Regions from separate parts of the Homo sapiens genome. Here region 2 is linked to region 1. Evidence: chromatin loops called from intact Hi-C (ENCODE). Cell type or tissue: endothelial cell of umbilical vein. All regions are shown on one strand. Each heading gives the region's core, and the rest is flanking DNA. Links, peaks and the distances in the headings are about the cores only. Region 1 overlaps CDC42BPA (CDC42 binding protein kinase alpha). Region 2 overlaps CDC42BPA (CDC42 binding protein kinase alpha).

What was found. Hi-C counts contacts between places; a loop is a spot of excess contacts. Peaks named below come from ENCODE experiments on the same cell type or tissue, not always from the same donor. Only the 100,000 strongest peaks of a DNase experiment are listed, where the experiment ranks them.
Region 2: a loop joins it to region 1, with 2.8 times the contacts of the local background. A loop is called at or near these places in 2 of 110 quality-filtered maps.

The regions. Positions count from the first base shown.
Region 1 is chr1:227,132,890-227,137,284 of GRCh38, reverse strand. All of the region lies in intron 10 of CDC42BPA (CDC42 binding protein kinase alpha), which reads left to right. Among named protein-coding and RNA genes, the nearest start is that of CDC42BPA, 180 kb to the left of the region's middle. In endothelial cell of umbilical vein, for the core only: no CTCF peak of the experiment used is centred there; DNase peaks (open chromatin) are centred at 744 and 2,244; H3K27ac peaks cover 2,374 bases.
Region 2 is chr1:227,217,261-227,221,655 of GRCh38, reverse strand. All of the region lies in intron 2 of CDC42BPA (CDC42 binding protein kinase alpha), which reads left to right. Among named protein-coding and RNA genes, the nearest start is that of CDC42BPA, 99 kb to the left of the region's middle. In endothelial cell of umbilical vein, for the core only: no CTCF peak of the experiment used is centred there; no DNase peak of the experiment used is centred there.

The DNA.
Region 1 (4,395 bases), core at 258-4,257:
GATGAATAATGAGGTTGAATATCTTTTCATGTATTTACTATCCATTTGGATATCTAGTCTTGTGAAGTTTTGGTTCGAGGTTCTTGCCCATTTTTCTATTAGGTCTTTATATATCTTTTTCTTAATAATTTGTATGTTACTACTTCACAAACAACGTAGAAACCTTTAGACAACTCCTTGTATGACTGTTGTTACATAGTTTACTTTAATCTGTGTTATAAATCTTTTAATACACTTTTACTCCATTGTTGCTTTATGTTTTCTTTACTCATTAATTTTAAGTATCTTTTTATTTACCCATATATTTACCCGTTTGGTGCTTTTTATTTCTCCCTAGTGATCCATGTTTCTATCTGGAATCATTTTTCTTTAGCCTAAAAAACTTCCTTTATTGTTTTCTTGTAATGTGAATGTGTTGTGACAAATTCTTGATAGGATTTTGTTGATCTGAAAATGTCTTTATTTTTACCTTCATTTTTGAAGAATACTTGTGCTGGGTTAGAATTCTAGCTTGGCAGCTTTTTCTTTCAGAGCTCTACTGTATTATTTCATTGTTTTCTATAATAACTTCCATAATATTTCTTGAGAAGCCAGCTGTTAATCTTAAGCTCTTGAATGTAATGTGTATGTTTTCCCTTCTGGCTGCTTTCAGTATTATGTCCTTAACTTCAATTTCAAATAGTTGGACTGTGATTCACGTACGTGTCGCTTTCTTTATGTGAACAGAAAATCCTGGTTGAGATTCATTGAGCTTTTGCAATTTTCTTTGATGTCTTTTATCAGTTTTGCAAAATTCTAAGCCATAATCTCTGTAGATATTATTTTGCCTCATGCACTTTCTCCTCTCCTTCTGGGACTGTAATTGTGTATATGTTAGATGGTATCTCACATTTCCTTTATGCTCTGTTCTGTTCCTTCCGTTCTTTCTGTTTTTTGTGTGCTTCATTAAGATATTTTCTATTGATCTGCCTTCAGGTTCACTAGTTCTGGCTTCTGCTTTATCCATTTTGCTGTTAAGTCCATCTAATTAGTCTTAATTTCAGATATTGTCTTTTTTAGTTAAGGATTATTCATTTGATTCTCTCAGTTTCAGTTTTCTGTTGAAATTTCCCCATATTTTTATGTATTTTTTTCTCTGTTTTCTTTAACATTTTAATATTTTGAGGTCCTTATCTGTTACTTTCAACAACTGAATCTTCTGCGAGCCTGCCTTTCTGTTTTTTTCTTTCATTTGTCATGCTTTTCTGCTTTTCCAAATGTCTCATGTGAAAGATGTCATGAATAAAAATAACACAGAGAAGGAAGTTTATATTATTTTTGCCCCAGAGAGGTTTCTCCCTTTTCATTCCATCAAGAATTGAGCTTGGACAAGACTAAATTGCTTTTTTTTTTTTTTTTTTTTTTTTTTTTTTTTTTTTTTTTTTTTTTTGGGAGACAGAGTCTCGCTCTGTCGCCCAGGCTGGAGTGCAGTGGTGTGATCTCGGTTCACTGCAACCTCCGCCTCCCAGGTTCAAGCAATTCTCCTGCCTCAGCCTCCTGAGTAACTGGGACTACAGGCACGTGCCACCATGCCTGGCTAATTTTTTGTATTTTTAGTAGAGACAAGGTTTCACCATGTAAGCCAGGATAGTCTCGATCTCCTGACCTCGTGATCCGCCCGTCTCAGCCTCCCTAAGTGCTGGGATTACAGGCAAGAGCCACTGTGCCTGCCCCTAAATTGCATTTTTAATTAGACTCAACCCTACCTTTGATTTCAAATGCCCAGAATCGGGAGCTGGATAGAGCCTAGTTGGGCCTCTTTCTCCTTCACTTCCTAAACTATGGGAGATTTATTCTGTTCTTCAGCCTTCTGCCCTATACCATTTCCAAATTTGGTGTCTTGATGAAGAGACTGGCCATGTATTTGAAGCAGATTCTCTTCCTCAAGCAGCTCTTTGTCTCTGAAATAATTCTGTACTATCGGAGATTTCTGTCTGACTTTTCAAAGCTCCCTAACTTCCCATGCAGCCCCCAAGTACATCAATTAAAATATACCATGGGAATAAAAGCACCATATGCTTAGGGACTTTGAGATTTCCAAATTGTTGCACCATCCCCACACATCCTCCAGAAGCTTCAGTGGTTTTTCTTTCCAGCATGTTATCTCTCAATTTAAAGGCCAGGCTTGACCTAAGTACACTCACAGAAATGGATAAGGCTTCCAGGTAAGAAGCAGTTGTAATAGCCTCTTCACCTCAGAATGCCTCACTTCCCTGGCTCACTTTCCCAACTCCAACTGAAAAAGCAAAGAGAACTAAGTAAAATAAACCAAAGATGTTTTTAAAAATAAGATTTTCTCAAATTATGTATTGAATTTTTACTTTCTACGGCAGGAGAAACAAAGCAGTGACCTGTTGCTTCCTAGTCCATCCCCTTATGACTAAGAATTTCCTATGTTTTGGGTTTTTTTTAAATGTTTTGAATTCTTTAATTTGTTCTTGGTATTTTTACATGTGTAGTATCGTTTGCACAGAGCAAAGTGAACAAAAATGTAAGATCATTGCCTTTTGGTATGAATACTTGTTTCATAGCAGTGACATAGATTAACATTTAAACTGATTCATTCATTTATTAGCTGTTTATTGAGTATCAAACAGCCCAGGAGCTGTACTGCCCATGACCAGGAATGTAATAAAAAGCAGATAAAGGCAAAAATACCTCCCCTTGTTATGTTTGCATTCTGTTTTGAGGAGACAGACAATAAATCACATACAAAGTAGGGTCATCCACTGAGAGTTAGGAAGGTAGAGGAGATATTAGATATTTGACAAGAAAAAGAGAAAATGTGAAATGGTCAGTATGGAGACGAAAAGAGTAAATGAGCTAGGGAAATAGTTTAGGATCGCCAGATATTTCCAAGTTATTTAAGTTCAGTAATCATGAGTTTTAAATGACTGTGTATTTTTTTCAGCCATTTTCAGCTACTTGGGTAAAATCATACAGTAGGAGGAGAGTAGAAATTATCCAAGATAGAGGGCCTTCTAGAATAAGTACAATGGAGGAGAGAAGGGTAAAGAAATTGAAGGTATTTGCAAAACAGTGATGGACCAAAGAATCTAACCAGGGTAAGTAAGAAAGTAAAGAGGAAAAAAATGGAAAATGTTAGGAACACATTGATTGGCATTTCTGGTTGGAATGAAAAATTGTTGAAGTGGTCCCTAGAGTAGTAAGCTGTACAGATGAGAGAGATGATTTTGGAGGCCATGCAGTTATTGATAATGACAAAGTGTATAGTTGAATTTCTTTTTTATTTATTTATTTATTTATTTATTCATTTATTTTTTTATTGATCATTCTTGGGTGTTTCTCGCAGAGGGGGATTGGGCAGGGTCATAGGACAATAGTGGAGGGAATGTCAGCAGATAAACAAGTGAACAAAGGTCTCTGGTTTTCCTAGGCAGAGGACCCTGCGGCCTTCCGCAGTGTTTGTGTCCCTGGGTACTTAAGATTAGGGAGTGGTGATGACTCTCAACGAGCATGCTGCCTTCAAGCATCTGTTTAACAAAGCACATCTTGCACCGCCCTTAATCCATTTAACCCTGAGTGGACACAGCACATGTTTCAGAGAGCACAGGGTTGGGGGTAAGGTCACAGATCAATAGGATCCCAAGGCAGAAGAATTTTTCTTAGTACAGAACAAAATGAAAAGTCTCCCATGTCTACTTCTCTCTGCACAGACACGGCAACCATCCGATTTCTCAATCTTTTCCCCACCCTTCCCCCCTTTCTATTCCACAAAACCGCCATTGTCATCATGGCCCGTTCTCAATGAGCTGTTGGGTACACCTCCCAGATGGGGTCGTGGCCGGGCAGAGGGGCTCCTCACTTCCCAGTAGGGGCGGCCGGGCAGAAGCGCCCCTCACCTCCCGGATGGGGCAGCTGGCCAGGCGGGGGGCTGTCCGCCCCCACCTCCTCCCGGACTGGGCGGCTGGCCGGGCAGAGGGGCTCCTCACTTCCCAGTAGGGGCGGCCGGGCAGAGGCGCCCCTCACCTCCCAGACGGGGCAGCTGGCCGGGCGGGGGGCTGACCCCCCCACCTCCCTCCCAGACGGGGCAGCCGGCCAGGCAGAGGGGTTCCTCAGTTCCCAGTAGGGGTGGCCGGGCAGAGGTGCCCCTCGCCTCCCGGACAGGGCGGCTGGCCGGGCGGGGGGCTGACCCCCCCACCTCCCTCCCGGACGGGGCGGCTGGCCTGGTGGGGGCTGACCCCCACCTCCCTCCCGGACGGGGTGGCTGCCGGGCGGAGATGCTCCTCACTTCCCAGACGGGGTGGCTGCCGGACGGCGGGGCTCCTCACTTCTCAGACAGGGCGGCTGCCGGGCGGAGGGGCTCCTCACCTCTCAGTCGGGGCGGTTGCCAGG
Region 2 (4,395 bases), core at 199-4,198, 84 kb before region 1:
TCAGCAGTTAGCATAATGTATAGCATATAGTAATGTGGTAAAAAAAAAAAAAAGCCTATTATTTTTCTGTTGAAATAATGAGGTCTTGAACTAGGCCAGGGGTAGTGGGAAGGGAGGGTGGGTGGGAGAAACATTCAAAAAAGTCAACTTTGGATGTTAGTGATAAGTTAAAGGTATGTAATTTATAGATGATGAGATTTGCAACTTGAGTGAGTTTGGTATACAGATTGTTGACTTCTTAAATTTAAGACATTTGCTGAACATGCTAGAGAGATGACCAGTAGGCAACTACAAATAAGGGTATAGATAGTAAGAGATAGGGATTTAGGAGTTGCCAGCATATTGGTATTAACTGAGGCTTTGGAATAGATAATATAAGTCAGGAAGGAGAGGAGATGTAAAAAAGGTGGAGTAGAGATCCTTGGGGAACAATATTTAACAGGTTACAGCAAAAGAAAGATTAGAGAAGTATATTAATTGTCAGCAGTGTCCAGTAATGAAGAAAGGGTAAAGCAGATGAGAATTGAGAACAATTTATTTGGAAATTAGACAGTTGTTATTGAACTTTGAGAGAATAGTTTCAGTCTAGTAGAGTGAAATAGAAATTAGATTGAAATAGGTGTTTGAAAGAGGTTGAGAAGCAAACAAATGATGAGCAAGTGGAAAAAGCAAGCATGTACTACTCTTTCAAAATGTGCTTTTTGGAGAAATGTGTTGTGGAAAGGGATGTGGTATCAGTTCCTTGAGGAAAAGGTAAAATGGGGGTGACGTTTTTGTTCATATTTTTGTTCTTGGATGGGGAATGGTCTTGGAAAAGTTTTTCAATTGATATCCAGGAGAAAGGGGGATTGAAAGCAGGAAAGAAATTTTTAATGGAATAAGGACAGGAAGGGAAGGAAGGAGAGGGTTTGGGATCAAGATGTCAAATGATACTGTTAGCCCTGAAAAGTGGTAGGGTTCAAAAGGAAAAGAGGTATGAAGCGCAAAAACATTTAGAGTTGGCATGAGGGAATGTAAAAGGTCTGTTATCTATAAAGTAGGCAACCAGGTCATTAATTGCTGGTGAAGAGTAGATAGGACAGGAATGGGATAGTTTGTGGTGGCAGGGTGGCACAGGACATTTTGGAAGATTAGTAAAGTTCTGTTGAGAGTGATAGAATTAATGTTAGGACTGCAGGTAGATTTGAGGGTTCAGCTGAGATTGAGCTATGGAAATAAAAAGCAATAATAAAAAGACAAAGTATATATATATTCTTATATATATTATTCCTTACATAATATATATTTCCTTATATATAACCTTATTTTATATATATCCATATATGTATGTGTGTGTGTGTGTGTATATATATATATATATATATATATATATAACATGACTTTTTTTCATTAAAGAGACTGAAGAAAAAAAGGGATTTGAAAAATTACTTGTAGTTGCTCATTAGGATATGTAAGGCAGTTACTTAAGGACAGCCAAATTTGCTCTACTGTCCTGATACTTGGAAGAATTAAAGAATGGGGTACAGGGCTGGGGAGTTGGTGGCAGCAGAGAGCAGTCCAGCAGTCTGTCAAGTCCTGCCTGGTCACAGGTCAGTGCCATTTAAACCTCCAGGATCAAGTCAGAGCACTTGACGCATGACTGATAATATTTGAGATTTAGTGTGAGGTGTCTTTTTAAATTTTTTTTTGGTGTGTTCTTGCTGTATGTGTGTACTGATTAAAATATGTAAAATAAAAGCAACAGGTTGCTGGTAATTAACTCTGTTATTTCAAGACAGAATTGATTTTGTATAGAAAGGTAGTATTGGCTGGATTATGAGCTTTACTGCTTATTCATTCCTGATGAAAATATCTCTGCTGGGCTTACATACCCTGTAGTGTTTATGAACTAGTAGGTTTAGAAATGAAGAGACCCTAGAGAGATAATCATTTCCTCCAAGATGTTTTGTCTTCTACCAGGAATTTGTCAATAGATATATAGGCCCAGTGGGTAGGCTCACCTCTGCATGAATATTTGATAGGAGCATTTCTATCAGTTATGCTCTTTCTTAAAAAAAAACATGAAAATAAACGCATCATTTATGTAACTCTTATAAGAAATGCATAAATCATGGGAAACAGTGAGCAAGATATAATTGAAATTCAGCAGCTCAGTGAGTTACGAACCTTCTCTCTACAACTCAATTGTGTTAGTTACTGCTTAACTTAACGCTGGGTTTTCCTTTTTGCTTTCAGGAAAACCTTTAACTTACGCCCTGGGTGTTGCCTGTCAACAGTTTCCTGGTGGCTCACCGCTTCTGCCTGCTCCAGCCTTGCTCCGGCAGCTTCAAGGCTTCTGGGCTTCAGAGCTTGTTGTGAAAGCTTGCTGCTTTGGCCTGCTACCCCTGCTTCAGGTGTCAAAAGCTTTTAATTAGCTTGCTTCCTCTAATTACTATAACTAGGCCCTTACGTGTCTGCATAATCCAGTTCTAGGGTCTGAAAGGAGAATTACCTTTAGCCATTCATTCTTCTTTAAAAGATCTTTTACTTTGGCCCTCCTGGCATTCATGGGAGAGTAAGAAGTTATATTGCATGATTCACCTTTGATGGTGCTAGTCTTCAGTCTGTAGGGGCAAACTGGTGTGGGCATACTGTATTTTATAGCCAGTGTTTGTTCTGATTGGTTGATGCCCATGCTGTCCCAATTTTAAAGTATTTTGACTATTGCTACTGAATATATAAATTGTGTCTCCATAGAAAGGATATCTCTAGCTGGTTTAATAAACTCTTTGTAGTGTTTTTAGTTTGCTTATTAAAGATAATATTTAGTTCCCTCCCCCATTTTTAATAAATATTTTGAACACAAATTGGTCGCTCACAGAACAGTTTTTAAAAATGCAGATACAGTGATTTCTATACATTTTGTAATGATCACCATTAACATGTGTCAATAGGTATCAGAATTATAGGTATGATGAATGGGAAGAGCTCTTCAGTACTTATATAACTATTCAGTACTTGGAGTAGTAAAGTATACTAGCTCTCTTATCAGACAGCCAGGTACATATTCTGGTTCTATTACTTATTAATTTTGTCACTATGAGTAAGTTAATTAACTTCTCCAAACATTAGTTTACTAATTTAAGTGGGGATTGTAGAATCTGCTTTAGATTGGTGTAAGGATTAAATGAGGGGTAATATATGTAATATGCTTAGCCCAGTGCTAGGCACAGAATAAGCTTTTTATAAATAAGAGTTATTTTTTGTTATTATTATTAATCATAAATGATAGTAGATGATATGTAGGGGAAATTAAAAGGTGAAAAAGACAATAAGTAATGAGCAGCAACAGACAAAAGATATTAAAGGCCAAGTTGTGAAGTCAGGACTTCGATGCCTGTTAAGAGAGCAGAGTGAGCTGGAATAAGCTGATAGATGTTTAATAAATCACAAAATACACAGTTGTATCTCTTTTGTCATAATACCTTATTTTTGAGTTTTAGTGTCAGTTTAGTTGTATACTTGCAGCTGAGAATATTGATGCTGTAAACTTTGCATGTATATACACCCACATAGATTACCAGTCATTCATCATTAATTCAGCTAATGTTTATTGAGTAGCTATAGATTCCCAATTACTAGGTGTGTACTAGTGAACAAATAGGAAAAAAAAATCCCTGCCCTCATTAGCTTATATTGTAGTGAATGAAGCAAACAATGAACAAAGTACTTAAATAGAATACATAGTTCATGAAATAATGACAACTAATGGTAAAGGGAAGCAAAGAAATGGGTTAGAAAATGTCAAGGGGTAAAGTGACATTTCATTGAAGGAGTGAGAGAGAAAGTTGTGTGGCTTCGTGGGGCTAGAATATTCCAGGCCTAGGGATCAACAAGTGCAAAGGCTAGTTGGGATTGAGTGTGGTGATCATTATAGCTGGAGCATAGTGAACCAGGGGGAGAGTAGCACGAGGTCAGGGAAGGTGGAGGGCCAGAACATGTTGGCCCTATAAGGCATAGTAAGGATTTTGACTTTTACTTGGAGACAGATGGGAAACCATTGGAAGCTGTGGAGCAGAGGAGTGTCATGATCTGAGCTACATTTCAAGAGGATCAACTGTGGCTTCAGTGTTGAGGATGGGTTGTGGGATGAGAGGGCAGAAGTAGTAGAGAGGTCAGGTAGGACAATCCAGGCAAGATTTTCTTTTTTTTCTTTTCTTTTTTTTTTTGAGACAGAGTCTCACTCACTTCAGCCCGGGCTGAAGTGCAGTGGCGTGATCTTGGCTCACCACACCTCCGTCTCCCGGGTTCAAGCAATTCTCCTGCCTCAGCCTCCCTAGTAGCTGGGACTACAGGCGCCCGCCACCACACCCAGCCAATTTTTGTATTTTTAGTAGAGATGGGGTTTCATTATGT